Linked DNA regions of Homo sapiens: region 2 is linked to region 1. A link is a loop called in an ENCODE intact Hi-C map of the cell type or tissue named here. Cell type or tissue: GM12878. All regions are shown on one strand. Region 1 has its middle 7.8 kb from the start of NIBAN1. Region 2 overlaps EDEM3 (ER degradation enhancing alpha-mannosidase like protein 3).

The links. Hi-C counts contacts between places; a loop is a spot of excess contacts. Peaks named below come from ENCODE experiments on the same cell type or tissue, not always from the same donor. Only the 100,000 strongest peaks of a DNase experiment are listed, where the experiment ranks them.
Region 2: a loop joins it to region 1, with 4 times the contacts of the local background. A loop is called at or near these places in 2 of 110 quality-filtered maps.

Annotation. Positions count from the first base shown.
Region 1 is chr1:184,981,037-184,983,536 of GRCh38, reverse strand. No RefSeq gene overlaps it. Among named protein-coding and RNA genes, the nearest start is that of NIBAN1, 7.8 kb to the right of the region's middle. RefSeq lists a silencer at 1,136-1,255. In GM12878, a CTCF peak has its summit at 1,197 (motif pointing right); a DNase peak (open chromatin) is centred at 1,296.
Region 2 is chr1:184,690,718-184,693,217 of GRCh38, reverse strand. It overlaps EDEM3 (ER degradation enhancing alpha-mannosidase like protein 3), which reads left to right. Exons shown (of 20, transcript NM_025191.4): 20 at 1-2,500. Among named protein-coding and RNA genes, the nearest start is that of EDEM3, 63 kb to the left of the region's middle. In GM12878, a CTCF peak has its summit at 1,301 (motif pointing right); no DNase peak of the experiment used is centred here.

The DNA.
Region 1 (2,500 bases):
AAAATAGGAAAAAGATTTTAAGGCAGTATGGATGCAGATAATTTTAATTAGGTACAATAAGTCATGCCAATGTAGAAGAGCATATATTCCTTCCATAAACAAGGCATATAAATCGAGACATCTCTGCCTCACTCCCTACACCATTTGTGAGTGAAAATATTTAGAGGTATATGGGAAGGAATGCTGTGGGAGTGGTCTGTCCTTGGTTCAGGCAAAAAGGGGTACACTCTGTAGAGCACTGAAAAGCAATAATAAAACTAACTCAGCTTGCATTTTTTTAAATCACCATGTGCAGGAATTCTAAACAACATTAGTGACATAATACCCCACCCCACTTTGACGAATCAGTCCCACTGTTCCTACACGCCCTTGTGGTTCCACCACCAATACTTCTTCCCGGCTGGGTGCGGTGGCTCATGCCTGTAATCCCAGCATCTTGGGAGGCCAAAGCAGGTGAATCACTTAAGGTCAGGATTTCAAGACCAGCCTGGCCAACATAGTGAAACCCCATCTCTACTAAAAATACAAAAATTAGCTGAGTATAGTGGTGTGCACTCGTAGTCCCAGGTACTCGGGAGGCTGAGGCAGGAGAACTGCTTGAACCCAGGAGGAGGTTGCAATGAGCCGAGATCGTGCCACAGCACTCCAGCCTGGGTGACAGAGCGAGACCCTGTCTCAAAAAATAAATAAATAAAAACTTCTTCCCATCTCCCCATTCAAGCACAATAGAATAGAAATCAGAGCCCTGGCCTATTCTCGGCAACTACTGACACCTGCCTAAGAGAATTACTGTGCTGGCATTTTGCACCGTAAAGAGAAGAGGGAACGATGACTCTTAAGTCAAAAGAATGAAAAAAACCCTGTGCTTTACAAAATATAATTAATGTCAAAAATGTGTGTTATGAGCACATTTTGTGGGTACAAAGCTTACACATGTGTACAAGTTTGCATGTTAAAATACTAGAATTAGCCCCCTTAAATAAATTTAGCCGGAAAAGTTCTGTTCTCAAAGAGTGATTCACTTGTTAGCTGAGGAGAAAGAAGCTTGGATATTAATATTTGTAAGAAATCGCTGAATAATTCCAAACGACTGTTAAGCTAATCTAGATGTAGCAAAATGAATTTGATTTGGACCGGAGTCAGTGTTCTTTCCCACCCTGCCCAGTAGCTGTGGCCCCACGGGGAGCATCATCGGTGGCCCAGCAGGTGGCACTCTTCCCTTTGTGCACTAACACTAAACTAACTTCCCCAAATACAAGGTCCTTCAGAGCCTTGACTTCAGAAGAACCCATGTAATCTGTTTATCTTTGGCGGTAATATGGCTACAGTTTTCACAAGGGCAACTGTGCTGGTCTGGTATTTGTCAGATTTGAAAGACTGGTGCCTACACATCTAAACGTCTCCTTGGTTCTAGAGTTGTCATCCTTAGTTCCAAGCCTTTACTGGTTTCTGTTAAAATACTTGAACTTGTATTCTGTGTCTATGGTCTTATGCAAATACTAGAGGTTTATATATAATTGTGATGACTTACATTTGAAAAGCACATTGAGCAAGTGTTTCTCAACTTAAAAAATATCTGTCTTTTTCCAATAAAAATGCCGCACAGTCCTGGAATTCCTGCAACTTCAAGAGTCATTGATAAGCAGAAATTGGATTCCATCTTCAACATGTTACCTCTAGAAAAGATTTTATTCAGCTTGGCTTTCTATAGTTTGTATTATGAAGACAGTTATGTTTTGTTGTTCACATATACAATTAAAACATAGTAATACACATTTTCCCTTTCAAAATTGGTATTAATACCTGCCCCTGGGGAGTTTGATGTACTGGCCACAAAAGTATTATAACAAGCATATGAATAAAAAAGACTAGCACTGATAAAACAGTTAAAGTATCTTTTTATTTATCACTAGTTATATATTAGCTTCATTTAGAGAATGATAAATATGTAGGTATAGTCATATGTATTAAGTATATTACACATATGATCTTATCTAATTTTTGCAGATACCTATTTTGAAGATAAGGAATATGAAGCTTAGAAAATTTAAGTTATTTCCCAAGATCATGAGGCAAGCCAGTATCAGAATGAGGATTAAAGCCTAGTCTTTTCCACTGTAAATTTTGAGCCCCTAAGACAGATTGTATTAGATTATTATAACCATCTTTTGAGGCAGCTAGTAAGTAAACAAATTTATATATTTTTTAAAAATTTGTAAAATGACTTCCAAGTTAATCCATTTTGTATAAAAACCCTAGGTACAACAACCTATAAGAGATATTATTGATTAGGCTAGGCATTCTTTAGACATTACGTAAGGCTAAGAGGGAATGAGGAAAGATGAGAAGGTGGCAGAGACAAATCTGATTTTTAAATTTGCCTGCAGTTAGGTCAATATTCAGAAAAGAAAATCCAATATAGAGCACAGGGAAATATGTTTCCGAAAGAAAAATGTGTTTAATTTGCAATGTGTTTTACAGTAAAAGGGTTAATGTCTCT
Region 2 (2,500 bases), 290 kb after region 1:
TTGTAGGGTAGATTATAAATCATTTCCAGTTCATTTCTCTTAGAGGTGATTACCTCTAGCCATCAGCCTTACTCCATCCCATGTTTGGTATGCAATTTGAGCCACAAGGCTCGTATCGCCAACAGCTATATACATTTTGTTCCATTTTTCTGTCTTACAGAGCCATGATAGAACTGTGGTTAGTGAGTTAAAATTCCTGGAGTAACTACTGTTTTTCTCCTTTGAAACTTAGGTTTCTAAAGTTGCACCTAAGGAATCTGTCACATTTTCTGTTGAATCATGGTTTTTGTTTTTGTTTTTAACAGATATTCCTTCTGATACGGACTTGAAAATTAGTGTATGGTGACCTGTGTTTAAAAAAAAAAGTACAATACAACTACATATAGCTATATAGCTTAATGAGACTTCCACCCCCCCCCTTTTTTTTTTTGGTTTGTTGTTGTTGTAGTAGTCTGGTGCTGGCCACATTTAAGTCTTAAAAATTTTTAAATTTTGTTGTTGATGTTTGTAGACAGCCCTGTTGTTGAAATCATGGCTTTATTCATTTTATTTATTTTTTAAACTTGCCTGAATTTGTTCTAAAGGAATATTTAAGAGACATAATTTTCTTCTCTTTACCATAACATTACACAAAACTTTTTCCTAAAACACGGTTGTGAGGTACTGATGAGGTGTAAGTGGAGCTGTTAAAAACAGCAGTGCTGTATTGCAGTTATGTATATTCGTGTACAGTATGTTTAGATCCCAGGTAAACATATTCTTTTCTGAGAGGATAAATACCTGCATTCAGATATTCCAGGTAAATATAATTGAGTCAGGGAGTAGTAAATCTGATGGAGAATTCACTTTGGGGAGGGGAAAAAGAATAGTATGCAAGACCCTTATTGGCTTTTAATTATACCTGAAACCAAAATGGATATTTTTAGTCTCTCTGCATGTGAGATTTGGTGTAACAAGATAGAACTATAATATATACAGTATATGGAAGGATAGATATAGTGCTTTGTTCATTTTAATTGCAAAGCTGCCAAAATAGTTGAAGCTTAATTACTTGACTTGCCTTGATTTATAGGACTGGGGCTTGGAGAAAATGAGCAGATGTTCCTCTAAGACATCGATTACAGAAGCCTTATATACATGGATTTGATTTTGTATTTGTAGCTGAAAGTCACTGTTGTCTAAAACTAACTTTTCTAAGTTATCAAAACAACCTAATTTCTTTTCCAACAAGGAGAACTTAATGGCATGAAGGATTGTGTGACACATTGGAAAAGCCAGCTTACTGCCACTCTCTTCCTTTGGCCATTAGAGGGAGGTGTTGCCTTTCATTGACGCTTAGAAGCAAATTGTTCACTTGTTAAGAAAAGTAAATCCTTAAAAAAAGAAAAGGAAAAAATTTAACCAATTTTTCTTAATACCCAGAAGGAATTATACTCAATATTTCCCTAGTTAAGAAAAGAGGAGATAATGTTCGTCTAAAAAACTCCAACGTTGTAATTACAACTCTACATTCATTTACTTACTTGACATACTGCCACAAAGTAGTTTTTGAGTTCATTAAAAATTCCAAAGGCATTAGTTGTTTTTTTTTTTTTTAGTGTTTTGTTTTTTAGTTAACTTTTATAGACATTTTAGTAACTTGCTAAAGATTCAGGGGATTCTATGAAACCCCGAATTTAGAAACATCTGGTCTACCTCAGTTAAATGTTGACTGCTTAGAAATATAGCTGAAGTGATCACCACAGCCATAAAATTGTTTAAGAAAGATTTATATAATGTTTACAAATCTGGAATCAAGGATTTTAGCTGAAATCCTTTAAGAGATATTAGAGCAAGTATTTAATTCAGGTATTTTCAAGTTTTAAAACTTAACCTGTTTACCTACTAAAAATAAAATAGCTAGTTTTTTTCTGCATATAAAAGTTCATTGAAATGATATGCCCTTATTTGCAATACTTTTCCCATAAAGTTTTAAGTGTGAAAGAATTGTAATTTACTAGATATGTTTGGTATGGGATATTTTGTTAGGCAAGTTTTCTTTTTTCTTCTTAAATTGCAATAGGCTTCCAAAAAGAGTATAATTGTTTCAGAACAAATTAACTCTTGGCATTATACGTCTCCCTTTTTCTTTACAGTATTAGTAAAAAGAAAAATTGTACACTTTCTGATTTTAACTTCACTAATGTAATTACTCTCTCAAGAAGCTTTTAAAATTTAAATTACCATCACACAACCTTTTTTATAGTAAAGCCAACATTTGTTCTCTCACCAAACCCCATGCCAAATTCATCATGAAGAAAGCTCAGCATAAGTAATTCAAATACTGCTTATAATTTTAGAGGGGGGTAGAATTTAGTAAATATTCCAGCCGGTCGTTTTATGCACAAGGCTTCAGTCAGAACATAGAAAAAAAAAACATTCTGTGAATGAAATATTGTATGTTCAGATTTTATAAAAGACATTTTTAAAAGCCCAATTTACAGCCGTATATTTTCTTATG